Linked DNA regions of Homo sapiens: regions 1 and 2 are each linked to region 3. A link is a loop called in an ENCODE intact Hi-C map of the cell type or tissue named here. Cell type or tissue: heart right ventricle. All regions are shown on one strand. Each heading gives the region's core, and the rest is flanking DNA. Links, peaks and the distances in the headings are about the cores only.

Region 1 (10,964 bases), core at 993-8,992, 270 kb after region 3:
AAAAAAGAATATGAAACTAACTACATATCACCATCATAACCATGTAAGAATTGTGCATGCATATGGAAATTGAAGATGGATACATGTTTTTAAAAAGCTAAATTGGCTGGGCACAGTGGCTCATGTCTGTAATTCCAGCACTTTGGGAGGCCAAGACGGGGGGATGACCTGAAGCCAGGGGTTCGAGACAAGCCTGGCCAACATGGTGAGACCTTCTCTCTACTAAAAATGCAAAAATTAGCTGAGTGCAGTGGTGCATGCCTGTAGTCCCAGCTACTCGGGAGGCTGAGGTAGGAGAATCGCTTGAACCCGGGAGGCGGAGGTTGCAGTGAGCTGAGATAATGCCACTGCACTCCAGCCTGGGCGACAGAGTGAGACTCCATCTCAAAAAAAAAAAACTAAATCATCCTTGGGGTAGAGTGTAGATCACTTTTTTCTATTTAAAACTTCTATTTCCCTTAAATTATCATAATTTTATACAAATAATTAAAAAATAAAACTTCAGTTGATTATTTAAAATAAGAATACATATTTATATTTTCTGCTTTTCAGTAAATATTTGTGAAAGTAGAATTAATTAATTCTGGATATTCTGAAAGCATGGGAATTAACTCAGAAAATGATCTTGTACTGAGTAGTATTAAACTTCTGGTACCACACTAGGTGCTGGGAGCAGAAAAGGGTAGAAAGAAGAGTAAGGCAAAAAGGTAAGAACAGGCACAGAGGCAGGCACATTCCAGAAGCTATAGGGGAGGAAGTCACTGGCTCTGTGTGAGGGATTCTGGGACGGCTTCCTGGGGCACGACATTGAGTCAGGTCTGTAGGATGAGATATGTTTCAGGTGGGAGGCAGGTGGGAGGCATTTTCCTGCCATGGGAGCATGTGGCCAAGCCATAAAGGCCTGGAAGAGTGTGCCGCGTCTGGGGAATGGCTGAGTTGGAACATGGTCACTGCGACCTACCACACAAGCTTACACATTGATTGCTATTGTGTACTCTGTACTTCCTAGTTTTATGTCTCCTTGCACAAACACATTTGATTTTCACAATCATCTGGTTCAGCTCAAGGGAAACTCCTTGCAACACTGAATAATACTTCCACATGGCTGTGAGCCAGTAATCATTGTAAATTTCTCTGGATAACTGTGGGTTATCAAAAAAACGACTTTCTGTGTGGTCGCATGTGAGATGGATAGAAGACTGGAAATGTACTTTCTTGGGCTGCCTGTTATAATGCCAAATACAAAAAATTTTAAATGCTTCAAAGCAATAGGTTAAGTATGGAAAAATCTGGATACTTATCTGAAGGTTATCTGATCTTCCCTAGGTATGCTTTTTCACAAGAAATAAGTACCTTCTCAAAGTGCTAAATTCCTTTTCTTTTTATCTGTCCAGATGGATGTAGCAAATGCAACTTCCTATTCAGCAAGGTCCAGCTGCCTCTCCCAGCATGTTCATCTCCACTGGAGGGCACAGGAGTTTGTATATCAAAGGCTATAAAACTTATTTGGAGACCTGGTTCAGGATGGATTTGGCCTAATTTTTATATTATGCAAGCAGATCACCCCGATAAACTTTCATGGGTTTATGCCATAGGTCAAGGTGCTTCCTTCTGCTTCAGATTCATTGTCTTGCTTTGGTTAGTGTTCAAAACAGTACCTCTTATGAATACAGCCTGACGATACCCTCCCCTGTTTCTCTGCTAAACAATTGGAGCTTATCATTTTTGGCAAGACAGACCTAGGGGCTAACTTCTGCCTATGGAATCAACAGGGTCTCTATGTAAGATGAGCTTACTGTGTCTTCTACATTTTTAGTTACACGAATCTTGTTGCAATCACCATGAAAGGACTCTCCCATGGATTTTTGGTCCATTCATGTCTAGTAAAACTGGGTTATCAGGACTTCCTCTCTGTAACACGCTTTGTTGGGGTGAGAATGATTGTAAAGTGTGCTGCCAATGCAAGTCTTTTATGGTTTTTGTTAATGACTTAAAACACTCGGCTGCTGATGGGGAAAAGTGGAAAGCAAATGTCTTCCAAACGCTCAGGCAATGAAAAAATGTTCTGGTGATTTTCACCTAAAGCATGCTCCTCTGTGTACAACAGTAAACAGAAGTTCATTTTTATTTTTTTGTTTCCATGTTTTTTGTTTGTTTTTTTTTTTTTGAGATGGAGTCTTACTCTGTCTCCCAGGCTGGAGTGCAGTGGTGTGATGTCAGCTCACTGCAACCTCTGCCTCCCGGGTTCAAGCGATTCTCCTGCCTCAGCCTCCTGAGTAGCTGAGATTACAGGTGCCTGCCACCACGCTTGGCTAATTTTTTTGCATTCTTAGTAGAGACAGAGTTTTACCATGTTGGCCAGGCTGGTCTCGAACTCCTGACTTCAAATGATCCACCCGCCTCAGCCTCCCAAAGTGCTGGGATTACAGGCGTGAGCCACTGCACCCGGCCCCATGTGTTTTTAATAGGACTAAATTGTTTCTCCTCCTTTTCTTTCTGGCAGATAACAGTTAAGTCTCAAAGGCATTTGCTATCAGTAGGTGTGTTCCACAAACCCAGTTCTTCATTCTTTTTCGTCTTTCTCAACTTTTCCTTCACCTTCATACTTTTCATACTTGACATGAAAGCAAGACAGCATGTGGGTGCAATTTCAACTGAAGGAAGCCTCAGTTTGCATTCCTGGTAATTAAAAGTATCCTGAAGCTGCCACTCCAGTCTTAAAGAGCAAGATGTCAGAGACAATGCTTTATACTAGCTTACTGCATCATCTCTGACATGAATGGACCACTGTTTAAGCCTGATACTGTTTAAGGCTTTGTTTGCAGGTTAAAAACAAAATGACATCTTTACAATTTCAATAGAGAGGGCCTAGTTTTTCAACAAAATAATTCTCAAAAAATGCTTGTAAACATTTCTTTTTCTAAGATGCAGGCTTTTCAAGAATTATTATTGATGGGCATATATCAATTATGGAATCAGGGTAGGAATGCATACAGTGATTTATGAGACAGTTTATTCTCCAAGCAGCTTTTAGTTTTCTTATGGAACCTATCCTTGGAATGTGTTTAACTGAGGTCTCTATCCTTTTGAGAACTGTATGATGGGTGTGGACCAGTCTGCCAGAAAAATGTGTATCTATGTATAATTTGGGTACAGTGCCTGGAAAGTTCAAGGAACACTGACATCCTTGGTGAACATCGCAGGAGAGGGGCATACACTGGCCCTTGGTTAAAAACTCCTATTTTTGTGCCTAGGCTATTAAGAAGTTTAGACGATTTCCCATCCTTAAATGACACTCAAGCTTAACTTGTCTCTCGCCTCCAAATTCTAAATCTAGCTTTCCAAATACCTACTAGGAACAGGTTTCTTAAGATACTTAATTACTTTCCAGTCTCCTCATACAGTCTGAGCAGAAAAGTGTAAGGGGAGCGTCTCTAGCTGCCATTCTCCTTTCACTGTGGTTTAGGGGAGCTCATTGCATACTGATCACCAACCGCCTGTTGAGTTGCTCCATCTGCTGGATGGACCCCGATCTCCGCATGCCATCCGGGGTGGCTGCTGCCGTCGGACGCTGCCAGGTGGTTGTGCGGTTCACGTGGTCCACATAAAAGACCCGCCCGTGGCTGTCAATTCGAGCTTCCCAGTCTAGTGTTTAATAAAAAGGCAAAAAGAAAAATCAAGGACAAACTACTGACCCACGTGAAACACATACAACTTCCAAGTCTTCTGCAGGTAGAACTCACCATTGGTTCATGGCTGCAGGCCAGACCCTGCCCACAGCACCTGCCACCACGACTTCTGGGGCACTGGCATGAACTCGGGAGCTCAGAAAACAATTTAATGAACTTAGACTCTCTGCTGGGCCATATTAAACAGTAATTGTGGTTCCTTGATCAACACCTATGTTAAAATTCTAATACTTTCTTTTTTTTTTTCTTTTTGAGACAGAGTCTTGCTCTGTCACCCAGGCTGGAGTGCAGTGGTGCGATCTTGGCTCACTGCAACCTCCACCTCCTGGGTTCGAGCAATTCTCCTGACTCAGCCTTCCAAGTAGCTGGGATTACAGGTGCCTGCCACCAGGTCCGGCTAATTTTGGTATTTTTTAGTAGAGACAGGGTTTCACCATGTTGGCCATGGTTGGCAGGCTGGTCTCAAACTCCTGACCTCAGGTGATCTTCCCACCTCAGCCTTCCAAAGTGCTGAGATTACAGGCACGGGTCATCACACCCGTGATGGTGTGATGGTGTGACGAATACAAAAATTCTAATAATTTATAAAGAGAAAATCTACTGTTTAATGAATTTATTTCTTTAGAAATGTCCATCACCACTGTCACTCTTGTTGGCTACTCAAACGACAGCTGTGGAAGATTGGGGTATCCTCCAGTGCGAGCTGACACTGTGATGCTGGAGAATGCTTTCTTTGCTAAGTCTAACAGAGGGCGATTAGGTTCAGTGGAGAGAAGAATGGCCCTCAGATTAAAGCCAGTTTTAACTACTGTTCTAAAATCTTGGATGTGCGAATTTAGATGACCTCTGTCTTATACTTAGTAAACTTAATAGATTGCCTTTCCTTTTGAGTGGGTGAATGGAAGGAAATGATTGTTAGGGTTTCAAAACAGCGTTTTGATAAGTTGTTAATTAACAGTGTATATTCAACACGCAGCTGTCAAATATCTCTGGCCACCAAACGAAACCAGTAACTAGGAAGTACCCTTTTGTTGATAAATAACCATCACAAACTGTAGAGGGAGCCCGAGATAAAGAAAAGTTCCCTTGCTTCCCAAATTAAAAACAAAAGAAAACAAAAAAAAAGAAAACAAAAAGGTGGAAGCATGGATGATTCACTACATAATACAGGCAGGGGCTGAGCTGGGGTGAGGTGGGTGGAAAAGAGCTGGAAGCAATGTGTTCACGTCTGAGCGAAACATAGAAGAGCAATGCCTGCTGTACAGAGATGGGCAAAGCTTTTAGAGTCCACATATCACATTGTGGAAACAGCAGCAGTGTGATAAAGTTATGCTGAAAATGCACAAGACTAAAGAAGAAGAAGGAAAAGCAAAAGTGACTGCAAAAGGAGGAAAACCATCCAGCCTTTTCAGTGAGAAAAGCCATAGCTTTCGGGAGTAGGTCAGATACTAACAGTTTCATTGAAAACTTATCATTCAGGTAATGACATAGCAACTCTCATTTTTTTAAGGGAAAAAATATATTTGGCATATTTATGGTTTTATATGTACATAGTATATCTGTTTGTGGCATGATGGCTTATGCTTGACCTGATGGATTGTCAAATAATGCCCAGTAAAAACCAAAGTATCCCCAAACACCAAACTTAACTTATGAGACAAATTGAAGGAAAAATGTAGGCAGATTGTATAAATATGTCCTAGGAGATTTTGATTAAAATAGATCTAATGATTATCTAATGATAATCCAGCTGTCAAGTGTTAAGTGTAAATGGTAATTAGCTCATGGATGAAATTGTATATACATATGATTACTAGGTAATTAATCTTGATCTAGAAACTTAAAAATTTTAATGGATCCCAAACTAATATTAGTAAAAGCAGTAGGACAACTATTTTTCTTGAATCCAACATGACTGTCATCCAACAAAAAATGAGCATTAGTCTTTGAAGAGCATTGTGGAATTTAATTTGACTGAACAAACTGTGTAGCACTCACTCTGAACTAGAGACTGTGCCAGGTCCTGAGGACACAGAGATGAGTGACACATGACCCTGCCCTCCAGGAACCTACAGTAAAGAAAGGGGTCCTTCGCAGACAAAGGTTGGCTTTTATAAATTAAGGGAAAAAGCTAGAAAATGAAGCTGCAATAATGATAATTTATCATCACATGTTTCAATTCCTCATGGAAAAGTGTAGTAAGCCAAACAGCTGGGCTCTTTTGTCAATACATTAAATACCTGGAATGTATTGTGCTAATTATATACTCATATGTATTCAGAAAATAATAGCTAAGTGTAATCAGAAATTATGAACATGTTTTCTGGGTTGCTTTGTAAAGAATTTACTTTCACATATTTTATAACCAAAGGAAATAAATTTGAAATGGAACTTCAGGCATCAGCATGACTTGAAGGGCTCAGCACTGTGATGCCATGGGTTTGTCTAAAGAGCCACCTGAAAACAGTACCTTCACGATTCTGGGGCAAGTTATAGCAGTGCAGGTCAGGTCAATTCATTTGTGACCAAAGGATCTATTGCACACTAAATTATATGTTCTCCACAAAGTCCAAGAACAATATAGAACCTGATAATGTATCATATTTAGTTATTATATTAACAAAAACCTATACAACTGTGTATTTTGAACAATTTTAACAAATGTAATACTATTGCATAGTCTAGACCTTTCTCTTGAACTTCAGAGTCACACATTCAATTTCCTTCTTGACATTACTACCTGGATGACATCTCAAACACAGGATGATCGAAACCAAGTGTTGGATCCTTCCCATCAAAACCTGCTCTGCCTGCAGTCTTTCCTACCCAACTCAGTTGAAGACAACTCCATCTTTGTAGGTTGAAACTCTTAGGTCATTTTTGATACCTATCTTTCTCTCACATCCATATCCAATCTGTCATCAAATCTACCTTTAAAATATATGTCCAGAATCAGACCACTCCTCACCACCTCCACTGCTCCCACCCTGGCCCAAGCTACTATTGTTTGTCACCTGGGTTCCTGCATAAAGACATAATCTTATGTTGAATCTCATGCTTCTATCCTTCCTCTTCCCAATTTATTCCCTACACAGCAACTTGGGCAAACTTTTCAAAACCTGAGGCAGACAATGTCACTTCTCTGCTGAAAACTCTACAATGTCCTCCTTTCGTTCAGAGTAAAAGCCCTTAAGTGATTTACAAAGCCCTTAAATGGTTTACAAGGCCCTGCATGATCTGGGCCTTGCTAGTTCGCTAACCACATCACCTGCTGCCTTCTCCCTTCCTCAGTTTGCTCCAGATGCACTGGTCTCCTGTTCCTTAAACCCAGCAGGGTGTTTCCAACTCCCGACTGGCAGTGGCCATTCCCTGTGCCTGCAAAGCTCTTCCTGCCCAACACTTGCAGGGATAACTCTCCTAACCCTCAGGTGTTGTCTTCTCAATGAAGCCTATTCTCACCACTTGTTTTAAAACTGCAAACCAGCCACCCCCACACGAACTCAGAGATCCCTCACCCTGGTCTATTTTTGCTTTTCCATAGCATCTCCTATGCTAGGCCAGTCCCTGTTTAATTATTTTATTGTTTGCTAATCTGTCTTCCAGACTAGACTGTAAGCTCCATGAGGGCAGGAATCTTTGTTTTGCTTACCCACAATAGTACCTAGCACAGGGCAAACATTCAATAAATATTTGTTGAATGAATGAATATCAGCAATAAGGTAATTCTTGTACTATTTGAGATTATTTAACAATATTCAGTTGGTAGGATTCATTACCAATTTTTCTAAGGTCTTTCACTGTTATATGGATAGAAAACTGAAAGCTGTCTGGAGAAATTTGTTCTCATTATTGAAAGTGGCTTATATAAAGCAATTATTTTACAACGGATTTATGTACAATCATTTATAATATTTGCATGTATAACTAGTCATCTGTACTGCACAGATTCGAAGTAGATTCATGCATTGAAAGGTTATTTGTTGTGGGGAAAGCATCCCTTTCCTGGAGATAACATGTTATACATATTTTTCAAATAAATGTTACCTAGGAAGTATTTGTAGTGATGCTAAAATGTTACTCTTCATTTATAGAATGTCCATAAATCAGTGTATAAAGAAAGAAAGAAATCAGGCATCAAAAGTTCAAGGACATGATGTTTGGCTTTGCCCTTGAAAAACAAATATTGTGTTTCTTTAAATTAGTCCACATATAAAAGATGTTCTTTGATTTCTCACCAATAAATTACAGTTGAATAGGGAGAGGAGTGGTGTTCCTGTAAAGTACAGCACATTACCAAGAACAGATGAACTAAGAAATAAGCACTTCTCCTTTTGAAAACTGTAACTGCTTCATGTAAGCACAGGCAAAAGAATGTAAAGAAACACTGGGTCCTTGCATTCTGGAAAGATTTCGTAGTTGTAAAATCTATCAAATCTTAAATACTATCTTTGCTTGAAAAATAAGCAAAACCAAAACAGAGATGTTCTAGAATTCATGAACATATGTGATGCCAAGTGAATATATAATGTCTGGGGTATCAATTTCTTCCTATAAATTTATTAAATGGAGTATTATGAAGTTAAAGCTAGAATGGTATCTAGAGACTATCTAGGTCAAATCTTTCATTGAGCAGATGGAGACATTTAAACTTTATTTTTTAAATTTTACAAATGAGAAAACTAAGTCCCTGAGAGATTAAATGAATTTCCCAAGTTCAGATGACTAGTTAGATAATTATTAATTACCCACTACAGTTACCAGGAGAAACTGACATTGAATTCTATCTTAAAGATGATATTTTGCCTGGCAACCCCTAAGAACTGCAGAAGAAATTTGAAGCTATTCCCTATGGATGGAAGTTATAGTAAGGAAAGTACAAGTTCATGTGCCCAGATGGGTTGAAGTTGTTTTAACATATGGAGATGCTTGTGACGTAACAGATCCAATGGAGAACAATAGGATTATTCTATCTTGAACTGCAAATTTTAAATATAAAATGTAAAATTTGGGACTTAAAGGTCATGAACAGTTTGCAAAGACTAGTCAAGTCTAACAGAGAAATGCTCTCCATTTCAGAAGTTGAGAGGCACTGAAAACACTGTGTTATCTCTTCAAGATCACATGGTGAAACTATTAGTCAAAAAAACAAACTAAAAACCCCCAAAAAACCACCAGTTTTTAGAGCAGGTGTCATATTGGTCTTTGTTAACACTGTAAGGCACGGAGTCGGGAAAGACTTTAGATGTTTACACACAAATTCATACTGACCTGCTTAGACTTGATAGGAAGAGTTAAGACACAGATTTTAAAAACTAAAGCTTACTTGGTGGAAGAGGCTCATCGATTGTTGGGTAGTGATGATGTTCAGGCCTCAGGGAAGGAAGCTGGCTTACTGGCTGGGAATTATGGAGTATAGGACATTCACCTACGGACAAGATAGTCAATACATTCAGATTCATTCACTGCCGTGGCAACATCATCAAAAAAGCATGACTGTAAAACTAAGCACTACAAGAAACAACCCCAAAGAGTGGGAAATCCATTTGTGTGTGTGTGTCAGTTTGCTACATTCACAGTCATTCGTGAGGGGGGAAATATTTTTTTAAAAAAGAAGAAAATCAAAACACTTCATAACTAATGATCTGCGCCACACAGTCCAATATGTAGGATTTGAGTCTGATTCTGTAATGACCCGAATTTCCTGAATCAGAAAGTGGCACCAGAAAGGAACACAAGAGAAAATTAGCAGAGCCTGATTTTAGCCCAGTGGAGGAAATAGGCCTGTTTGAGGGAAATGCAGCGTTTTATAAGGTTCCACAAAAGTTCCTTGGGCTTATGCAAAATGACACCTCCTCACTTGGATAGGTTTCATCACAGGGCTGCCGAAAGGCTGTTTTTCAGATTTTTGAGGGGAATGAACTCTTAGATGGTACCAAGACAGGTCAAGGAGCTGGCGAGCCAAGAAAGTAAATTCCTGTAGTAGGAAAGCTGGAGGTTGGGGGGTTGGGGAGGGGAGCCAAGGGGCTGAGGGATCTCAGGACTGTCCAGATTATTTTGAGGAGAAATCAGACAAGCCAGGGTGCTCCGGAAAGAGGAAAGGACAAGAGACAAAGGAAGTAGATAAAAAGCAGAAAGACGGCGACAGGAAAGCTCAAAACACAGAAATGGGAAAGAAGGAGGAAGAAAGACAAACATGGAGAAAGTTTAGAAATAAACATTATATCCACAGGATGCATGCCTCAGATTATTAAAAGAAAACCTACAACAGACATAGCTTATACTGTTCTCAGTTCGGACTTATAATGAACTGAACGATGTTCTGAAGTGGTGTCCTCAGGCATGTAGAGCAGCCATGCAGAAGGCAGGCCTGCAGCACCAGCTGCTTGGGTCACATAATCAGAGGCCAGTGCTCTTGATCTTTGCAGAGTGAGAAGGGCCCGGGACAAAGGATGGCCCTTTTTTCAGATGGTTCCTCCTGCCTCACACCATGCTGGTTTTCTTGCAAAAGCCTTTAAGGGCCAGAGGGCAAAGGTCAGGCCTTTTCCTTCTTCTGTCCTCTGCTGATGCAAATAGCAAGTGTTCCATTATCCCTTGGGTCAAAAAGGAGAGAGACTGAAAAATGGTGGTCAAATGGTTGTAGGATCTCAAATGCTGAATATTTCCTAGAATATCCACACATGGAAAGGATGGTTATTTCTTCTCACTCTAGTTCTACGGAACTGATCAAAAATAAAAATAAATTAATTAGGAAGAAAGGTGGGTTTAATTTTGTGATTTAATTCCTAGAGCTCACTGGCAAACAGAAGGAGAGATATATTCAGGAACAAAGGGTCCTTTTAAATGTTAAATATAGAACATTATTTGTTGAGCAAATTCTGCTATGTTACTCAAATCCTCTGGGTCCTTGGAGATGCTAATGGAAAACAAGGAAGGTTCCCCTCATGCCGGCACCCAGTTCATTGTGGACAGACTGCTGTTCCAAAGATGGGCTCTGTGTTTAAGTGGATACCACACTCATGTTTGTTTGTATACATGTTTAGTGTCAGAAATTAAACAAAACCATGGTATAGTTGTTATGTCATCAGCTGCTGCATTTTTAACTTAGTTTCTTTAAAATCAACAATAGACTTACCTCTTGAAATTAATGCAACCAATCAGGTTAATTACTCCTCCAAGCTAGTGGAAATACAACATTGTTGACTGCCTGGGGTTAATGCAGCTGATCCCACCTGCTTGTGAACCCCAAGCAAATGCAATGATGTGACCAACATGTCT
Region 2 (10,964 bases), core at 1,806-9,805, 780 kb after region 3:
AATTTGTGAGATACCCAGAGCAACATAAGCACAAACACCATCCTTAATTGTCTTTAGCTATAAGAATCTTTTGCCATCTTAGTCTACTCCTGGGAATAAATTCTAGGGGCTCATGGGGGCTGCATCTTCTATGCCCTCTCCAGGAAAATCTCTTACCCTAAAATGAAATCATTGGACTAGACATTTCCTTTCAAGTTATTATTACCTATTCTGCTGTAAATATCCATATTCCATTAGAGAGACTGACCAATACAGTGTTTTAGAATTTAAAAAGTACAGCTGACCAGGTGCAGCAACTCATGCCTGTAATCTCAGCACTTTGGGCGACCAAGGCAGGTGGATCACTTGAGGTCAAGAATTCGAGATGAGCCTGGCCAGCATGGTGAAACTCTGTCTCTACTAAAAATACAAAAATTAGCAGGGCATGGTGGTGCACACCTGTAGTCCCAGCTACTTGGGAGGCTGAGGCATGAGAATTGCTTGAATTCAGGAGGCAGAGGCTGCAGCGAGCTGCGATGGTGCCAGTACTCCAGCCTGGGTGACAGAGCAAAACTCTGTCTCAAAAAAAAGAAAAAGAAAAAAGTTCAGCTTTAAAATTAGTACATACTAACTCTAAGGAGGCAGTGAGGCATGTGACAAAAGAGCCAAGACTGGGTTCAGACACCAACTTCCCTCCATGAGCTCTGGATTGTGGGCAAGTGTTTTCATCTTCCCATGAGTCATGTTCACCATCTATAAATCCCAAGGCAATCTAGCATAGTGTTAGACTCCCTAGGATTAGAATTTGCAGTCAGTTTAGGCTCAAATCTTAGCCCCTTTGCTGGTTTGACACTGGCAAAACTTTGCTTCTACACCCAAGTGTACATCACAGGGTTACTTCATTCCTACTGTGAGGCTCTATTCCACCAGATGATGACACAATTGCCAGCTCGGGACAATGGGTTCCCTTTGTGCCCAACACACACATACACCCATGCACACACACAGCACACTGTCTTTCCCACAGATGCTTTTACCTTTTTTCGTTAATTTTTGGAGTGCTTGCCTAGTGATAAAGGAGAGAATGGGGATTCTCAGCATCCAATGAGAAGTCATCAAACTTCTGGCCCTTAGTCTTCATATACCTACAGTCTTAACTGTCATCCTTGGTTCCTGTCTGCATGACCTTATCAGGACCAGAGACTGCTGTGGTTCTTTACTTCTCTGAAACACTGCAAAGGGCTCCACCCACTTAAAAACACCACACATCCACTTCTTCCCAGGAGTCTTTCTGCCTTCCTGGGGCTCCACCCAAAAAGCTTACAGCAGCCCTCCCTGCAGGGGTGGACCGTGGCTGGGGACTGGGTGAGGTGGACAGGACAGGGATCTTTTTCATATTCCTGCTCTCTGACAGGGTTGTCCAGGGGAGAGAATACAGTCATGGGTTCTTAGTTTCTGTTTCTGGTTGGGCCAGTAAAGCCCCTTCCTCATCCCTCTTTTCTGCTCATTACTAGAGACAGAAAGTGAAAACCATGACTTCAGGCTGCTAAAAGCCTAAAACAAAACAAAACTGAACAGCAACGACAAAATAAGGTGGGTTGGACAAGCTTGCTAGCTTCCCTCATACAACCCCCCTCACCCGCCTCTGGCCCAGGGCATTTTTGTCTAGTTCTTGGGGCAGGAAAGCCCAGCTACTAAATAAACATGTGTTTGCCCCAGTCATTTTTCCAAAACTTTAGTTCTTTGCTTTTTCCCCAAAAAAGGCTAGGATTTTGAAATGCTTCCCACCCCAACTTTCTGCTTTTCCTTCCTGGGGAAAATGAATAAAATGCTCTGCCTCTCTGAATCAGATGAAGGCCAAAAGACACAAGAAAATGTCACAGAAAAAAATACCAGTTAAAATTTTATAATATTATGCCATATAAAAATTTAATAAGTAGTGAAAAAAGAAAAATAGCTCAGAGCAGCCTGAGCTATGTGAGGTCTGCAAAAGCCTCAGAGAACCTTGCAGACCTTTGCAAAAGCCCAGAGAGACAGGAACATGGGTCTTCAGTCACACTCCACCACCTGGGGCAATTGTTTAAGGTTATTTTGTTCCTGATTTGCTGCCTCACCTGTTATCTTCACGTTCCTGGAATATGTGTTACAAAGAACAATGTATAGCCAATCAACAGCTTGTGTTATTTAATGCAAATTCCTGGTAAACAACTTAGAAGTTGCTGCTTCTTTTTTCCTTTAAAAACCTGCTTGTGGCCAGGCGTGGGGCTGACGCCTGTAATCCCAGCACTTTGGGAGGCAGAGGCAGGCGGATCACCTGAGGTCCGGGAGTTCGAGACCAGCCTGACCCCATCTCTACTAAAAATACAAAATTAGCTGAGTTTGGTGGCATGTGCCTGTAATTCCAGCTACTTGGGAGGCTGAGGCAGGAGAATTGCTTGAACAGGGAGGTGGAAATTGCAGTGAGCAGAGATTGCGCCACTGTACTCCAGCCTGGGCAACAGAGTGAGACTCTGTCTCAAACAAACAACAAACAAACAAAACCTGCTTGTAACTCCTGCTAGTCTGAGTGTATATTCAGGGCAACTTGAATTTATGTTCCTGGGCTGCAGTTCTCAAACTTGGCCCAAATAATCTCTTTACTAATATTAATTTAGCGTCAGATTTTTTTCCTTTATGTCAACAGTAATTTATGTAAAACTCTTGACACAGTGCCTGATGCATAGTAAACACTAATAAATAGTGACCGCAATTATTACTATCTGCTCCATAATATTATTTTAAGGATTAACATAGGCAGAATGCCTGACACATAATAGGTGTTGAGTGAATGCCACCCATCATATTGAAGAAAAATGATTTCGAGCTCAATGTAAAGAATATATTAATAAAAATATTATTTTTAAAATATTAAATATCTGTACATATATTAATAAATAGTTTTTGAATGAGAAAGTTTACTGGCAATAACTTTTTCAAAAGCTTTGAGAATGTGTCTTACCTATTGCTATTTTTAACCCCCTATAACTACATCTTATGCTAACTAGAAGTACATACTTTGATTTCCCTGGCCTTCATACTCTGCAAGATAAAATCAGGAAAAATAACCATTAAACCTCTGGAAAAACACATGACATATGACACTGGCCATTAAATCATCAATATATTTGACTGAATGGAATTTTTTATTTTGTCTACATCTAGTGGCAGAAAAACATGAAAAGCAAAATTATAGATGGGGCTGTGGTGACGGCAGGTTCAGACACTCATGCTTCTAGACATATGTATTAGTCCATTCTTGCAATGCTAGAAATACCTAAGACTGAGTAATTTATAAAAAAAGAAGTTTAATTGGCTAATGGTTCTGCAGGCTGTACAGGAAGCATAGCAGCATCTGCTTCTGGTGAGGCCTCAGGAAGCTTCCAGTCATAGTGGAAGGCAAAGGAGGAGCAGGCACATCCCATGGCTAAAGCAAGAGCAAGAGAGCGAGGAGGGAGGTGCCACACACTTTAAAGTGACCAAATTTCATGAGAACTCACTTACTATCATGAGGACAGTACCAAGAAGATGGTGCTAAACCATTCATGAGAAATCTGTTCCCCGATCCAATCACCTCCCACCAGGCCCCACCACCACCAATGGGGATTACATTTCAATGTGAGATTTGGTGGGGACACAGATCCAAACCATATCAACATATTCCAGAAAAGCATGAAAATGAATCAGGCTTCTAGGGTATTGTCCTAGGTCCTCCTCCTGGTTCAACTTTCAGGTGTAACAATAGAGAATGCATTCTTCTTCCTAATAAGCGCAAGCCTTGAGGCCCATCCTCTCATGATGGAGCTGCATTAAAGACCTCCCCTGAACCTGGCTTCATTGCATCCACAGTCTCCTCTCCTACTTGATAATTCCCAGCAGCATAAATACATATTGATCTCTCAGTTTGCAGTGCACACACTTACAGACACTCATACACACAGTGGCCTCTTAATTCCCTATCTTCCTCTAGCTATTGCTTCATTTCTCTACTCCCTAGCAGAAGAAAACTTTTGGGAAGAACTGTCTAGGAACACGGCCTCTACCACCTCAGCAAACATCTTCTCTTTAGCCCACTCCAGTCTGTCTTCTGCCATCAACACTGAAATAAAATCACTTTTGTCATCTTGCAGATGAATTCCAATTGCCACAATCATTGGGTACTTTCCTATCCTCATCTTCACCTCCCAGCAGCATTTGACAGGATGGCTGGTTTCCTCTTCTTGAAATGCTCTCCCTCTTGGAATCTGTGGCGTGACAGTCTAATGTCCTCCTCGACAGGCTACCCCTCTCCTCGGGGCTCAGTTTCGGGTTCTCTTCTTTCATAAGTACTTGCTGTGGATAATCTCATTCATTTTAATGGCTTTAAATACACTCCATCTGCTGACTGCTTCCAAATTTACATACTCACATATCCATTAGCCTGCTTGCCATCTCAGTTTCGATGTCCAATAAGTATTTCAAATGTAGCTTCTCGAAAATGGGTATCTTGAGTTTCCTGCATAATCTGCCTTCACCTCTCACAGGCTCCCTAATCACATCCTCTCTGTTACTCAAGCTAGAAACCTGGGAATTATCCTGTTTTCCCCTCTCCTGCATTTCTACAACCAAGTCCTCACCAATTCCACTTCTGAAATATGTATCTCTATTTCCTCTAGTTCTTTCTGTCCTTGGCCACCATTCTGATTTGGGCTACATCATCTTCAGCCTGGATTTCTTCCAGAGACCCTTAGCCTGTCTCCCTAGATCCCTTCTTGCCCCTTCCCAGCACATTCTCCTTACACTGGCATCCCTTCCTGTCATTCCAAACTGAATGCCACTTGGGACTCAGGATATGTTATGGGGGTAGAGTCAAAGGAGTTGCTTATGTGGGATGAGAAGGGAGAAATCAAGAATGAGTAGGATTTTGCTGGAGCAATTTGATTTGTGTCAAGGTGGGAAAGTTTGGATGAGGTACAAGTTTGGCTAGTGGGGTAAGGGATAGGGGTGATCAGCAGTTCCGTTTTCAATATGCTAACCCCGAAATGTCCATTAGTCAATCAGAGGTAGTCTATGGTTGGAGAAATGTTAGACATATTTGTTGAATGAATAAGCGAACCAAGCTAGGCTATCAGAGAAGCAAATTTACAGGGAGAGATTTGGAAAAGTTGTTAGGCTATGATCTACTGAGACTTATGTGACGTTCTAATGGAAATCTCGTATTATTTGGAAACATGGGTCTGGAGATTAATAGAAAAATGAGACCTAGATACACAGACCTGAGGGTCATCACTGCATATTTAAATTATGGAAGAAAATAAGATGGCTCACTGAGACTTCTAGAAAATTAAAATATTTTCATGTCACATTTTTTATTCAAAAAAGTTAGTGTTATTGAGTCTGATAGAGGAAAATATTGAGCATCGTCCCTGGCTTCTACCCACTGGAAGGCAGTAGCTCTCATCATCCCTCACCCCCCTACCCCAGCGTGACAACCAAAAATGTCTGTAGGCATTGCCAAATGTCCTCTGGGGTGGGAAGGGGATCATCCCTGGTTGAGAACTACTGATTAGAAGAATGTCAATGAGAAAATCAGTAGTTCTTTTTAGTTACCGAAATGTAATATTGGGGAATATTGGAAAAGAGTTTTTATCCTGAAAGATGCTCTTGGAAAGGATTTTAGAATTAAGCTGGCTGCATGTACCCAAGGATGTAGGGTTGGAAAAGAAGAGGATCAAGGAGGGAACACTGGCGAGAGCAAACTGACCCAGGGCGGAGGGAGAGAAGCCCTGGACACAGTGATAGGGAGGCTCAGTTTTGTTGGCAGCCTCTAGCTTTCACTCAGCGTTGCAGACAGCCTTTTCTCCCCCTGCAGTAATCCTGTCTGCTAGCCACAGGCTGATGGCTTTGGCAGAAACAGACAATGTCCCCAGCATTGCTGTACCTGATGGTTTATTATTTCATTTGAGAATTTCAGTGCAATTCACCTGCTGCCCCCTAGTGGAGCGGCTTGCTGATGCCTAGTAAACTGTAGCAGTTCCTCATGTGAGTTTAAAGGCTGAAACTGTAAAGCTGGCTCTGAGCTTGAACACCAGGGTCCAGAGACTGGAACTCGTTAACCCTCTAGCTTTCTTCCTGTCCTACCTCCAAATTGCATGCCTAATGCTTACTAGCGACTCCACAAACGTGGAGGAGGTGAGTGCACAGACCGTCACCGGGGCCAGCAGAGGAACACAGGGGCAGGGTAACACGAAGGTTGGAAGTAAGGTAAAGAGTAGCCCAGGGACATTCCACTGAGCACCAGGGAATATCTCTCTATTTGCCTTAGCTGTTGCTGTTCTGGATGCCCTTTGTGGAAAAAACGAGAGGACAGCAGCTGGAAGCGACACCATCCTGTTTCAAAGGCAAGATGGAAATGTTATTCACTAATCTAGACCATGGAATGACACTGCTCCCTAAAAATTGCAGTTGAAGACAGAGCATCTATGTTTGTGTATTTGCCAGAAAAACACTAATCGTAGCAGAATTCCTTAGCACAGATTTAGAAATATTGAGGGGCAAATCCTGCCCCTGAAACATAATTGCATATGGGAGGGTGGAGGCAGGTGTAGAAAACAGTTATCTGAGGAGAGTGGGAGGGCAATCCCCGTATCATGAATGTTACAAAGGCCCCTACTCATTGAACCTCTTTAAATAATAAATTTTTAACTTAAAAGTCACACTACACAAATTATGAAAAAATCGTATTTTTAAAAGATCACAATTTATTTACATTAGGGTCATCCATAGTGCACCAAAACTATTTTTGGTTTCCCAAGAAAAAATATGTATGCATAAATCTTCATGTTAAATGGCCAGATTCTAAGTATATAATGAGGGTAGAATCAATGGGATTTTTGGATTTGCTCGCAGGTTGGATGTGAAAGGGAGAAAAGGTGGGATGTCAGAGTCAAGAATGACTCCTTCCAAAATAACCTAGTAAGATGTCTCAACATCTTCATGTTGTAGGGAATGAGTAGGGACAAGGGAATTAATTTCTAATTCAAAACCTGAATCAGTTACATAATTGGTTTAATTCCAACTCATAATGATTTTCTGCCATAGTAAAAACTGGAGGCATGAAGTGATAAAATGTATTATAAAGAAAACTTTGATGGGACAACCCCTTCGTAAAAGTGAAAGTACTCTCCTTTATGACATGGTTTTCTGACATGGACTAGATATCTGGTTTTGCTATCTAATAATTGCCTAATTTGGGATGCATTTTATAATAAGTTTCTCCATTCATGAATTGAAAACAGAAAACAGTCACTCTGCCCACGTACTCTCACTAGGTTACCTGCATATAGAGCCTCTGTCTTAGCTCAAGCTCCTGTTAAGAAATTAACAAACAGCGTTTCTTCAACGATTCATCTCTCACAGTTCTGGAAGGTGGAAAGTCCCAGATCAAGGTGCTGGCAGATTTGGTTCTGGTGAAGACCTGCTTCCTGATTTGTAGTCAGCCTTCTCCTTGGAGCCTCACATGGCAGAGGGCAGAGAGAACACTCTTGCGTCTCTTCTTATAAGAGCATCAGCCTTATTCATAAGGGGTATACCTTTATTCCCTAATTACCACTCAAAGGCCTCACTTTCTAATACCATCACATTGGAGGTTAAGCTTTCAACATAAGAATGTTTTTTTCTCACATCTGTAGCAGCCAGATCAATACATGAATACATTCAGTCTGTACTATCAAAGGACAATTTGTTACCTGGAGATACACTTTGCAACCTATTAGTCAACTGAGGATACTGAGTAGGCAGTTGAATATATTCATCCCCAGTGTTCATGAACCACTGATTCCACCTCAAGTCTATCTTTGACACACAGCATTGTATGACTTCTCAGGGTTAAAAATAATTATCTGTAGAGGTTTGTCTAAATAATATGCAGATAACCAATTCCTCTGGAATTTCAACTTTTTAATGCTTAGATCAAGCCCAGCCTTGAAAGAGCTATTTGCTGGGATTCTAACACTTTGGAAGTTTTAAAAATTTTTTACTGAATTGCACTTCAACGTAACATTGGCCTATACCATACCCAATGAAATTGGTGATTTTACCTCTAGGAATGTTAACATAGATTGCGCCATTATACAATTTTCATTATGAAGCCCCAGGCCTTAGTACACTTCAGGCCTTAGTACCAAGATAGTGATGCATCTTCTAGATTATCTGTCTTACTTTGTGAAGACTGATCCATGCAAGTGAATCTTCTTTCTTTCCAAAGAAAAAAATGTTCAGCCTGTAATTCTGGCACTTTGGAAGGCCAAGGTGGGCAGATCACCTGAGGTCGGGACTAAAAATACAAAAATTAGCTGGGCATGGTAGCCGGTGCCTGTAATCCCAGCTATTTGGGAAACTGAGAACAAGAGACTTGCTTGAACCTGGGAGGTGAAGGTTGCAGAGAGCCGAGGTAGTGCCACTGCACTCCAGCCTGGGCGACAGAGTGAAACTTCGTCTCAAAAAAAAAAAGAAAAAAAGAAAAAAAATGTTGAGTCAAATATGCTGCCTAATATAGTATGTGTTCAGGTTACTGCAGCATGTATTTTTGCTGTAAATACTTCCCTGGGCTTTATCTTGTCTACCGATGTTACCTTTAACTATAATTCCCTAAGTTGCTTATCATTATGTGTTTTAAATAGCTACCTCACTTTTTTCATTTTGAATGAGGCAAGAAACAAAATAGCAAACCTTGGGCTCAAGGTGGACACAGGAATGAGAGAGGTAGAAGAAAATAAGAAATTAACTGTAGAAAGTTAAGTTAAAGGCCAGGCACACTGGCTCATGCCTGTAATCCCAGCACTTTGGGAGGCTGAGGAAGGTGGGATCGCCCGAGGTCAGGAGTTTGAGACCACCCTGGCCAACATGGTGAAACCCTGTCTCTACTAAAAATACAAATATTAGCTAGGCGTGGTGCCAGGCGCCTATAATCTCAGCTACTTGGGAGACTAAGACAGGAGAATCTCTTGAACCCAGGAGACGGAGGTTGCAGTGAAGCTGAGATCAGGCTATTGCACTCCAGCCTGGGCGACAAGAGCGAAACTCCATCTCAAAAAAAAAAAAAAAGAAAGTTAAGTTAAAGAGCCTATTGCCTATTGTTACAATGAGATAAAATTGATAAAACGTGAAATAAACTAAAAGGACATATTAAAAGAAAAATGCAAAGAACATTCGTATCACATTTTCAGTGTGCTATGGAATCTGCTCACATCTTTACTAATAATCTCTTCCAAAACATAGGCTATCTCATATATTCTGAATATGATTTTGATTTAATGTAAAATGTAAAGAAGTACTTCTATCACCTAAGTAAATTAGTATGTTTCATAAAAGTAATTTCCTCCAAAAGCAATTTTAATTTGCTAAGAGAAAAATAAGAACAAAAACCATTCTTACTGCCACACCTACCATCTTAAAAAACAATACCAAAAATGCAAATAATAACCTATTTCCATGTGTTACTTAAATGGAGTTATCTGTGTTAAGTATTCTTGTCTAAGAAAAGGCACTGGCAAACAAAACCAAAGCCAAAACACAGAATTTTTGCTATGAATTTTAAATTTTTTATTTTTGTTCTGGAAATTTTATGTTTACTTAAAACCTTGTATATAATAGAAACATAATCCATTGAGCCTTTGGATAAACAAAATTTTCGGAGTTTACTCATAATATATTCTTCAAATTATCCCACACAAAACTGCTTAGAAAGAATGTGTTAAACTATACTGATGATTTAAAAACAAGCACAACAACATAAAGAATCTTCCTCTATTTCAGGAGAAATGATTTACTGTGAAGTTACCCTTTTAACATCTTTGGTGTCAATTCTGGGTGAACCAGGATGGTCGCTTTCTGTCTCGTTCAATGATCCTCTTGCCCTGATCTTGTTCAGACGGTGTCTCTCCCGTGTACAGCACCACAGTCTCTATGGTGGGAGCCTTAAAAGGGCCCCCTTCTTGCTTCCCTATCTGTCGTCTGATTTCTGCAGTCTCCTTGCACACCTTTTCATAGCAGTAGGCACAAAGGACATGTTTCTGTTTCAGGTGACCACATTCAGGACAAACGTCTATGTTGTTCTTTAAAACAATAAACAAAAACGTATTTTAACATGAGGCAATATAACGAACAAATAACCACTGACAGGAGCAATGCTTACATTTTAACTTTCTTAGGATGTTCAGGCTACATGAGGTCATCATACACCATCTAGTTCCACCTCACTTTAACAGGAAGACTGAAGACAAGCAACACTGAGTTTGAATTAGAGAAAAACTAGAACTAGAATTCAGCCAACCTGAATCTGGTATCTTTACTTAAACACAGCAGTTGTAGTTATGTAAAAAAGAAAAAAGAAATACTCATTTCCCCTAACTCCAAATACTAAATATCAAATAAGGAATTTGTCAACATAATGAAGTGACCCAAACAATCAGCATCTTAAATAAGACACCAAGGAAAAGTGAATTCCCTTTGTCTTTCAATCTATCTTAGGGAAAACAAGATAAGAACATTACAAGTTGACTTCCTTGGCTTCCTCTTTTTATCACAGTGTAATTCAAATTCCTGTACAGAATACAGGTTTCGTATATGGTATAATTTTTCTTTTTAAAAATGAACACTGATTATTCCTTAATGTAAAATTATTTTCTATGTTACATTCTTAGGGTATTTTAATGATATATATATGTGTGTGTATATATATATATATAGAGATAGATATAGATATATATATATCTCCAACTTTAAATATAAAATAGAAACATTATAACCTCTAAAAGATTTATCAACTTATTCTAGATGTAGGTTTGAAAGAAAATACAAAGAAAAATACTAAACAGGATCATTAAAGAAGCTTTAAACACTTGATAAGATTAATATACTAACATTTGTGAGGCAGATAACAAAAGAATTTCCTTTTCTGAAAGGAAGAA
Region 3 (10,964 bases), core at 835-8,834:
GATATTGTTCTTTAATTATAGGAGTTATAGAAACTGACATAGTAGTTCCCAGTTAGTGTGACATCTGAGTCCCTGGTGGTATATTTAGCCTAAGAGTGTTCATTGTTTCAGACATTGTTGCCTCCCTGTCTCTCTGCCTTGAAAAATGTGCCATGATCTGCTTCAACTTTGTTCATTTAACTCTCTATTTTAAACAGACTCCAAGAAGTTATTCTTTTATCCTCTTGTTCATGTTTCATATGCTGCATTAGATTTGTGAGAGCCATATTGGACAGTTGGTCACCAAATAGTAGGTACTTTTTTCATACTAGCAGGCATTTATTTGAAGATTATTTAATGTATGCAGAGGTTGAGTGTAGCTATTGTGTTCTGTATTGTTTGGGGCATGTTGGAAAAAGTAGTTTTATAAAATCCTATTAACATTGTTTTGTATTTTTTTAATTTTGTTGGTTAAAAGGCAGTAGTAGTAATATATATAGTATATATATAATATATATATTTTTTGAGATGGAGTTTCGCTCTTGGTACCCAGGCTGGAGTGCAATGGTGCGATCTCGGCTTACTGCAACCTCCGCCTCCTGGGTTCAAGTGATTCTCCTGCCCCAGCCTCCTGAGTAGCTGAGATTACAGGTGACTGCCACCATGCCCAGCTAATTTTTTTGTTTTATAGTAGAGACGGGGTTTCACCATGCTGGCTAGGTTGGTCTGGAACTCCTGACCTCAGGTGATCCACCGCCTCGGCCTCCTAAAGTGCTGGGGTTATAGGCATGAGCCATTGCGCCCAGCCAGTAGTAAAAGTATTTTTAGAAACTGAGCATTTTGAGAATCTAAGGAAAGTGATATACAATAGCTTCCAGAAAAAAATTGCATCTCTCTGTTTACATATAATGGCCAAGATTTCATTCTTTCCCCTTGGCTTGATTCCAGTTAGAACTGTGTGTTTCTTGTTTCAGTGTTTTGTCTTTTCTTTTTTAAAATTGTGATAGAATATACATAACATAAAATTGGCCATTTTAACTATTTGTAAAGATACAGTTCAGTGCCATTAAGTACTTTAACATTGTTGTGTAACCATAACCACCATCTATCTCCAGAACACTTTTTTCTTTTTCTTTTTTTTTTTTTGAGATGGAGTTTCGTTCATGTTGCCCTGGCTGGAGTGCAGTGGCGTGTTCTCAGCTTACCGCAACCCCCACCTCCCGGGTTCAAGTGATTCTCCTGCCTCAGCCTCCCGAGTAGCTGGGATTACAGGCATGCGCCACCACACCTAGCTAATTTTGTATTTTTAGTACAGACGGGGTTTCTCCATGTTGGTCATGCTGGTCTTGAACTCTCGACCTCAGGTGATCTGCCCACCTCAGCCTCCCAAAGTGCTGGGATTGCAGGCGTGCGCCACTGCGCCCGACCCAGAGCACTTTTATCTCCACACACTGCACCCATTAAATGATAAATCTCCGTTCCTCCCTCTTTCCAGTCCCTGGCAACTACCATTATATTTTCTGTCTATGAATGTGACTATTCTAGGGTCCTCATAAAAGTGGAATCATAAAATATTTGTCCTTTTGAGTCTGGTTTATTTCATTTAGCATGTCTTCAAGGTTAATTCATGTTGTGGCATGTGTTGGAATTTTCATTTTTTTAAAGACTGAATAGTATTACATTGTATTCCATAGAACACATTTTGTTTATCCATTCATTAGTCGATAGATATTTGGGTTGTTGCCACCTTTTGGCTATTGTGAATAGTGCTGCTGTGAACATTGGTATACAAATGTCTGAGTTCCTGCTTTCAATTCTTTTTTTTTTTTTCTTTGAGATGGAGTCTTGCTCTGTCTCCCAGGCTGGAGTGCAGTGGTGTGATCTTGGCTCACTGCAACCTCTGCCTCCTGGTTCAAGTGATTCTCCTGCCTCAGCCTCTCGAGTAGCTGGGACTACAGGCGTGCACCACCACGCAGGCTAATTTTTATATTTTTAGTAGAGACAGGGTTTTGCTATGTTGGCCAGGCTGGTCTTGAACTCCTGACCTCAAGGGATCCGCCCACCTCAGTGTCCCAAAGTGCTGGGATAACAGGTGTGAGCCACCGCGCCTGGCTGTGCTTTCAGTTCTTTTAGGTATACGTATCCAGAAGTGGAATTGCTGGATTGTAGGGTAATTCTGTTGATTTTTTTGAGGAACTGCCCGTATGCTTTAGTGTTTTTGTTATTTGCATAAAAGATGAGATTTAAAGGAATTGTGTAATTTAGGCATGGATTATCACGTTTACCTTTCCAAAGGACTATTTCCTACTTGAAGGGGTGTAGGTGTTTTTGTATTAGGACTTGGAGATCTTTGAGTTTTAAAATTATTGCAATTCAGACTAAATAAAAAGTTTATCATGGATAGTTTTCCAAATTGTAAACATCTCTATGATCCAAGATTTTTTGGTTTTTGTTTTTTGAGACAGGGTCTCACTTTGTCACCCAGGCTGGAGTGCAGTGCCATGAACATGGCTCAGTGCAGCCTTGACCTCATGGGCTCAAGTGATCCTCCTGCTTTAGCCCCTCAAGTAGTTGGGACTACAGGCACATGCCACCACGCCGGGCTAATTTTTATATTTTTTGTTGAGATGGGATTTTGCCATGTTGCCCAGGCTGGGCTCAAACTCCTGAGCTCAAGCGATCCGCCCACCTCAGCCTCCCAAAGTGCTGGGATTACAGGTGTGAGCCACCTTGCCTGGCCTTTTTTTTTTCTTAATGCTTTCTGTGTTTTTAGTCTTTTTGGGGAAATTACCCATCATGACAGACTCTAAAATGGAGGTGAGTTTGCAAACTTGTATAGTTCCAAAAGTCTGTGAATTATTCCGGTATCATACTACTGCTCCATTTGGATGCTTTGGCAATTACCCTGGTGTGCTGTGACTATTGCTGCTTCTGACAGGCAAGTTTACCTCCCTCAATGCAAATATAACCATGTCATTAGTTGAAGATTAGGAGATGACCAGCATTATTCTCTTTTACGACTGTATCATTCTTTTTTCAACTATTCTCCTGTTGTTGGAACTGCAAATTATTGTGGGTACTGCAATCCATTTGAATAGCTGTGACCTCCCAGGGATCACTGGGAAAATGTAGAAAAACAGACAACAGTGTGGCTCAACCAAAACTTAGAAAACTAAGATTGCATGTAGCTGCCAGATCCTGGGAACAGGATGGCTTAAGGGCAGCCCTAAGGGATAAAGGGTAGAGGATTATATGTGTTACACCCTTTCTACCAACCTCTCCCTCCCATTGCAACAGCTTTCATAAGGTCTCAGTTTAATATTTCATTATTACTTTACAACCCATATCATTTTATTAACAGCAAGTATATTATCAGGAGAGATGGGAGGAACTGGTATCTTAATGTGACTTTTGCTCTTAGTTTGGGTCTCTGTCATTTGGACTCTGGTGATCTTTTATCTTGTGGGCTCTTGGTGCCTTAAGACATTTGGCATTTGCAAATGTACTGGAAAGGTCCCCAGATGGACTTAGATGTTCCAGATCTCGTGGAACTTTGATGTCACTTGCATTCATAAGTGATCTAGCAAATACCAAGATTACATAGATGCCAAGCACCCAACTTTCCCTGTTTATGCACCAGCTTTTTGAGGGAGATGAAATGCAATCACATAAAGAATGTACTAGCTGGGCGTGGTGGCTCATGCCTGTAATCCCAGCACTTTGGGAGGCCAAGGCAGTCGGATCACTTGAGATCAGGAGTTCCAGACCAGCCTGGCCAACATGGTGAAACCCCGTCTCTACTAAAAATACAAAAATTAGCTGGGCGTGATGGCATGTGCCTGTAGTCCTAGCTACTCGCAGCTGGTACGAGGCACAAGAATCTCTTGAACCTGGGAGGCAGAGGTTGCAGGGAGCTGAGATTGTGCCATTGCACTCTAGCCTGGGCGATAGAACGAGACTCTCGTTTTGTCGTAGGGAAAAGCATTTCCTAGCCAGGCGTGGTGGCTCATGCCTGTAATCCCAGCACTTTGGGGGGCCAAGGTGGGCAGATCACTTGAGTCCAGGAGTTTGAGACCAGCTTGGGCAAAGTGGCGAAACCCCATCTCTCTACTAAAAATACAAAAGAACTAGCTGGGCATGGTGGTGCACACCTTTGGTTCCAGCTGCTCAGGAGGCTGAGGTGGGAAGATCACCTGAGTCTGGGAGGTCGAGGCTGTAGTGAGTTGCAGTGGCGCCACTGCACTCCAGCCTGAGTGACAGAGTGAGACCCTGTCTCAAAAAAAAAAAAAAAAAGTTACCAGAATCAACGGTGAATGTCCTAACTTTTGGTTATAGATTGTTCCTCTCATTGAAATGTTCTGTGCTAGGGGCAAAGATTGACTTCTGGTGTGCAATGGTAGTCTTTAGAAACACTTCTACATCCATATTTAAGTATGTCAGCATGCAGTATTACATTAGAATCTTTCTAATGTTTTTTGGGCTTCAAGCCTTTGAGCTATAAGTAGCAAAACTTTGAAATTTATGTGAATACTTTCACATTATAACTTACGACTTTTCCCATGGTACTGAGTATTTGTATTCTCTTACCTTGTTTTTTTTTTAAATTACCGTACAGTAAAATAAACTTTTTATATTATAAATTTTAACCCATGTACTGATTTCTATAACCAACACCATAGTCAGGATGCAGAATAGTTGCCTCACCTCAAAAACTCCCTAGTGCTATCTCTTCATGGTTAAATCTTCCCCTTACCCAAATAACCAAAACCAAAAAGTAAATGCCATTTTGTGTTTTTATTGTGGGAAGCAGTTACATTACATCCTTGCTTTTCCTCTTTATTAGGGATTTAATCTAAGCATGTTGGGCTAGAAAGGATAAAGTCAACAGTCTCTTCATTTTTTTTTGAGAAATTCATAAACTTTCTCATGCATTTAGTGTTTAGGAATAAAAACATTTGGCTAGTTATCTCTTCCAACAGGTGGCAGTGTTGTGCTATATAATAGGATTTACTAATAAAGATTGTGGCTTTTTGTCAGCTGGACGATAATTGCTGTACATTTTTTACATCAGAAAATCAAGATGGTTAATTAAGAACTGACATTTAACTATTGAAATTATTTTTTAAAGTCTATTTCAAAATTCATCTTATTCTTGTAATGTTACTAGTAAAGCAGTCTATGGATAAAAGTATTCCTTAATACATTTGTATTTGTTTTCAGTGTTTGCAGAATTATGAATTAACTCTTTCCTTAAGGTTAACCTTTGTAGCGGGAATAACTCCAGTGTTGTGGATGAATCTGTGAGTAATAGAGGCTTATCAGTGTGACTTCAGATGTTTTATGTTTCAGCCTTCTCTATCACATGTAGGAATCCCTTTATAACATCTCTGGTAGTTGGTGGCATTGATCAGTAAATGGAGCAGCCATGGAAGAAAGATACAGGTTCTAATTGCCAGCATCCTGATTGTGAAGCCTTAATGGAGATGTTCAGTGAGAAATGATGAAGAGGAAGCTTGTGAGACATTTGCACTTAGGTGACTCATAGGTTTTCGAAGCTAACCCATCCAAAAAATGGATTCTCTTTTTCTTTATACTTCCAGCAACTTAATGTCTGGCAGTATATACTTCCCTAGGGACTGGGGCTGCCATTCATCCAGAGGCTCCTGAGTAATATCCAGGGTCACTTTAAGACCTCTCAGTGTTCTCTAAATTCTACCTCCTAAATATTTTCAAATATGGCCACTTCATCTTTACCTCTCTCGTTGCACAGAACAATGATTTTTCACCTAGATATACTGCTTCCTAATTGATCTGCCAGGATATATTATTACCCCTATTTTTCACACAGCAGCCATTTTTAAAAAATGTAAAATCTGATCATGTCACTCCCCATATTTTTATTCTTAAACAAGTTTGTGAGAAAGTTTGTAAGTTTCTGAAAAAAAAAGAAAAAGGAAGGGGACCATGTTGATTTTATCCTTTCTAGTCCATCATACTTAGATAAAACGCTTAATAAAGAGGAAAGGCAGGGATGCAACATTACTGCTTCCCACAATAAAAACACAAAATTATACTGAGCATTGGAACTCTTTTTTTCCTTTTTTTTTTTGACAGAGTTTTGCTTTGTTGCCCAGGCTGGAGTGCAGTGGTGCGATCTTGGCTCACTGCAATCTTTCCTCCCGGTTTCAAGCAATTCTCCTGCCTCAGCCTCCCGAGTAGCTGGGATTACAGGTGCCCGCCACCATGCCTGGCTAATTTTTATGATTTTAGTAGAGATGGGGTTTCACCATGTTGGCCAGGCTGGTCTTGAACTCCTGACCTCAAGTGACCCGCCCACCTTGGCCTCCCAAAGTGCTGGGATTACAGGTGTGAGCCACCATGCCTGGCCTTTTACTTTTTATTTTACGTAGAATAAACCCCAAATATTTAACTTGACCCACAACATTCCTCCCTCCTCCCTGTTCTGTGATGTGGCCTCTCTTCTTTCTGTTATAGTCTCATCTCATGCCAGTTTCCCCTTGTTCACTGTGCTCCAGCTTCTCTGGTGTTCTCTTTGCTCCTTGATTGGAGGAGGTGGGGAGAATAGATTCAAGGAAACCTGTTTGTAAGCAAACATACATTTCAGGTAATGAAAACAAGGCTTAATACTATATTGAAATATGTGGGTCAGGGGACATTTTCATAGTAGTCAGGAAGCCATCCATCCCTTTGTCACTTTTCAACTCCTCAGACTGAATCTAGGGATAAATGCACACCTGAGTACAGATTCGGTGTGTGGGGAAAGTTATGTTCTAATAGAAAAGGAAATTTAGAACTCGACAGTGATTACCTGTAATACTGTTAGTTGTGGATAATCCTTTATATTTGGTAGCTCTCACTTAGTTTGACTTTATTTTTGTAATTTCATTCTTCTAGCATTTCATTATTTATTAACTTTGATTTTTCTGTATGACAGCCTTGCCTCACTAACCACTTGGACTATACAGCCATCTGGGGCTTAGAGGCTATTAGTGGCATCCCTAATAAGTAATAGTTGTGCAGTCTGTGCTTGAGTTTCTTGTTTCCAAGGCAGTTCATTCCTGCTGGAGATAGTTTTATTTATTAAGAAGCTCTTCTTGGCCAGGTGTGGTGGCTCATGCCTATAATCCCAGCACTTTGGGTGGCTGAGCTGGGCAGATCACTTGAGGTCAGGAGTTCGAGACCAACCTGGCCAACATGGTGAAACCTCGTCTCTACTAAAAATACAAAAATTAGCTGGGTGTGGTGGCGCATGTAATCCCAGCTACTTGGGAGGCTGAGGCAGGAGAATTGCTTGAACCTGGGAGGTGGAGCTTGCGGTGAGCTGAGATTACGCCACTGCACTCCAGCCTGGGTGACAGAGTGAGACTCCATCTCAAAAAAAAAAAAAAAATGTAGATTCCTGGTAGATTGAATCTACTTCTAATCTTGCTCCCTGTTGAAACCCCATTAAAACTGCAGTAAAAACCCAATGGACATGGAAAATAGACAACATCAACATAGTGTAGAGTACTGAAAAGCCTAAGAATGAGTCGAAATTAACTGACACCCAAGACTTATGAATCCTGAGTTGGCAGAGGGAAAAACTATGAACCAATCAGATTTATCCTCTAAATCCTCATAAAGCTCAAGAAGTAGCAAAGCCAAGTATCTCTGAAAATTGAGGTGCAAAAGACATGAAATAAGGAAGATTGGATAATTGTTGCTAAGAAACAACTCTCCCAATGCATACTATTCACCTTGGGACAGATTCTGGAGGTTCAGAGCAGATGATCTCTGGATAAAGTTATGTTTCTGTATGGGAAGTCACTCCCAGAATTTCTCAGGAAATTTGTATGTTATTTTAAATCCCAAACCCTGAGGAAAGTTACTGGTAATTCCAAATTGGGAAAACAGAATCATTTTCATGAGAATTAAAGATCTGTGGTCAATAGTATTAGATGTGATTGGTTCTTAGAGCTCCACTGATGTCAAGTGGAAAGCAAGAGCAGGACATGCTGACACCGACTAAAACCTTAAGTTGTACATCTCTGGGAGCTGAGACAAGAGCATCTAGGAGATAAGCTTGTGATCTAGACAGCCAGTCTCATAGCTGTTGCCATCTTATAAATAAATGTGTTTTTATACTCTATCTGCTGCTAACAGTTATTCTTACAAATAAATAATAATACATTTGTATGCATAGTCCACTTCATATAAACGCTATTAGTGGTGTTTCAAGAAATAAAAAATTTGAAAGCAAAATAAGTCCTAAAGTTGGCAGTACAATATATTATTCTGTATGGTAGTATATTAGTCCGTTTTCACACTGCTGATAAAGACATACCTGAGACTGGGCAATTTACAAAAGAAAGAGGTTTAACTGGACTTACTGTCTCATGTGGCTGGGGAATCCTCACAGTCATGGTGGAAGGCAAAGAGGAGCAAGTCCTGTCTTACATAGATGGCAGCAGGCAAAGAGAGAATGAGAAAGATGCAAAGTGGAAACCCTTGATAAAACCATCAGATCTTGTGAGACTTATTCACTACCACAAGAAAAGTATGGGGGAAACCGCCCCCATGATTCAGTTATCTCCCATTGGGTCCCTCCCACAACACATGGGAATTATAGGAGTACAATTCAAGATGAGATTTGAATAGGGACATAGAGCCAAACCATATTGTTCCCCCCCCGGCCCCTGCCAAATCTCATGTCCTCACATTTCAAAACCAATCATGCCTTCCCGACAGTCCCCCAAAATCTTAACTCATTTCAGCATTAACCCAAAAGTTCACAGTTCAAAGTTTCATCTGAGACAAGGCAAGTCCCTTCTGCCTATAAGCCCGTAAAATCAAATGCAACCTAATTACTCCCTAGATAGAATGGGTTTACAGGTATTGGGTAAATATAGTCATTCCAAATAGGAGAAATTGGCCAAAACAAAGGGGTTTCAGGGCCCATGCAAGTCTGAAATCCAGCGGGGCAGTCAAATTTTAAAGCTCCAAAATGATCTCCTTTGACTCCAGGTCTCACATCTGGGTCATGCTGTTGGAGCTGCCTATGGTCTTGGGTAGCTCCACCCCTGTGGCTTTGCAGGGCATAGCCTCCCTCCAGGCTGCTTTCATAGGCTGGCATTGAGTGTCTGTGACTTTTCCAGGTGGATGGTGCAAGCTGTCAGTGGATCTACCATTCTGGGGTCTGGAGGATGGTGGCCCTCTTCTCACAGCTTCACTAGGTAGTGCCCCAGTAGGGACTCTGTGTGGGGGCTCCAACCCCACATTTTCCTTCTGCACTGCCCTAGCAGAGGTTCTCCATGAGGGCCCCACCCCGCAGCAGACTTTTGCCTGGGCTTCCATACATTTCCATACATCTTCTGAAATCTAGGTGGAGGTTCCCAAACCTCAGTTCTTAGCTTCTGTGTGCCTGTAGACTCACCACCATGTGGAAGCTGCCAAGGTTGAGGCTTCCACTCTCTGAAGCCACAACCCAAGCTCTGCATTGGCCCCTTTCAGCCACAGCTGGAGTAGCTGGGACACAGGGCACCAAGTTCCTAGGCTGCACACAGCATGGGGACCTTGGGCCTGGACCACAAAACCACTTTTTCCTCCTGGGCCTCTCGTCCTGTGATGGGAGGGGCTGCCGTGAAAGTCTCTGACATGGCCTGGATACATTTTCCCCATGGTCTTGGTGATTAACATTGGGCTCCCTGCTACTTTTGCAAATTTCTGCAGCCAGCTTGAATTTCTCCTCATAAAATGGGCTTTTCTTTCCTATCACATTGTCAGGCTGTAAATTTTCTGAACTTTTATGCCCTGTTTCCCTTTTAAAATGGAATGCTTTTAACAGCACCCAAGTTACCTTTTGAATGCTTTGCTGCTTAGAAATTTCTTCTGCTAGATACCCTAAAAATCATCTCTCTCAAGTTCTAAGTTCCACAAATCTCTAGGGTGGGGCAAAATGCTGCCAGTCTCTTGCTAAAACATAACAGGAGTCACCTTTGCTCCAGTTCCCAACAAGTTCCTCATCTCCATCTGAGACCACCTCAGCTTGGAACCTTACTCTTCATATCACTATCAGCATTTTTGTCAAATCCATTCAACAAGTCTCTAGGAAGTTCCAAACCTTCCCACATTTTCGTGTCTTCTTTTGAGCCCTCCAAACTGTTCCAACCTCTGCTTGTTACTCACTTCCAAAGTCACTTCCACATTTTTGGGTATCTTCAACAACACCCCACTGCTGGTACCAATTTACTTTATTAGTCCGTTTTCATGCTGTTGATAAAGACATACCTGAGACTGGGCAATTTACAAAAGAAAGAGGTTTAATTGGACTTACAGTTCCATGTGGCTGGGGAAGCCTCACAATCATGGCAGAAGGCAAGGAGGAGCAAGTCCTATCTTACATGGATGGCAGCAGGCAAAGAGAGAATGAGGAGGATGCAAAAGCGGAAACCCCTGATAAAACCATCAGATCTCTTGAGGCTATTCACTATCGGAAAACTGCCCCCATGATTCGATTATCTCCCACTGGGTCCCTCCCACAACACGTGGGAATTATGGGAGTACGATTCAGGATGAGATTTGAGTGGGGACACAGAGCCAAGTCATATCAGGTAGTGTTATTCTTGCTATATTGTGTCTCTAAATACTACCCGTGTTTGTTGGTGTTTTTGAGTTTAAATATTCACTATAGACTGTCATCCTTTGTAAATACTTTAGGAGAGGAATTACAAGAGAAAAAGATATAGTGTTTTTGTGGGATACTTCAACATGAAATGAGAACTTGATCTAAAATTAGTGAAAGCAATATTCAAAGGCAAAACAAAAATGAGAGGAGGCAGCCAAAATAGTTAATCATTAAGAAGGTAAACAAGCTTATATGAAGCAACATACTCTTTTTTTTTTTTTTTGAGATAGAGTCTTGCTCTGTTGCCCAGGCTGGAGTGCAGTGGCACGATCTCCGCTCACTGCAACGTCTGCCTCCCGGG

The links. Peaks named below come from ENCODE experiments on the same cell type or tissue, not always from the same donor. Only the 100,000 strongest peaks of a DNase experiment are listed, where the experiment ranks them.
Region 1: a loop joins it to region 3, with 2.8 times the contacts of the local background. A loop is called at or near these places in 19 of 110 quality-filtered maps.
Region 2: it touches region 3 in a loop (6-fold over the local background); 40 of 110 quality-filtered maps call a loop at or near these places.

Annotation. Positions count from the first base shown.
Region 1 is chr7:43,448,978-43,459,941 of GRCh38, reverse strand. It overlaps HECW1 (HECT, C2 and WW domain containing E3 ubiquitin protein ligase 1), which reads right to left. Exons shown (of 30, transcript NM_015052.5): 12 at 9,013-9,114; 13 at 3,495-3,645. Among named protein-coding and RNA genes, the nearest start is that of LUARIS, 68 kb to the left of the region's middle. In heart right ventricle, for the core only: a CTCF peak has its summit at 4,758; no DNase peak of the experiment used is centred there; H3K27me3 peaks cover 347 bases.
Region 2 is chr7:42,936,467-42,947,430 of GRCh38, reverse strand. MRPL32 (mitochondrial ribosomal protein L32) reads right to left here. Exons shown (of 3, transcript NM_031903.3): 3 at 9,574-10,109. The coding sequence ends at 9,855. Among named protein-coding and RNA genes, the nearest start is that of MRPL32, 9.6 kb to the right of the region's middle. In heart right ventricle, for the core only: a CTCF peak has its summit at 5,988 (motif pointing left); a DNase peak (open chromatin) is centred at 5,990.
Region 3 is chr7:43,715,400-43,726,363 of GRCh38, reverse strand. The region is part of intron 1 of COA1 (cytochrome c oxidase assembly factor 1); the gene reads left to right. Among named protein-coding and RNA genes, the nearest start is that of COA1, 8.6 kb to the left of the region's middle. In heart right ventricle, for the core only: CTCF peaks have their summits at 4,742 and 4,946 (motif pointing right); no DNase peak of the experiment used is centred there; H3K27ac peaks cover 431 bases.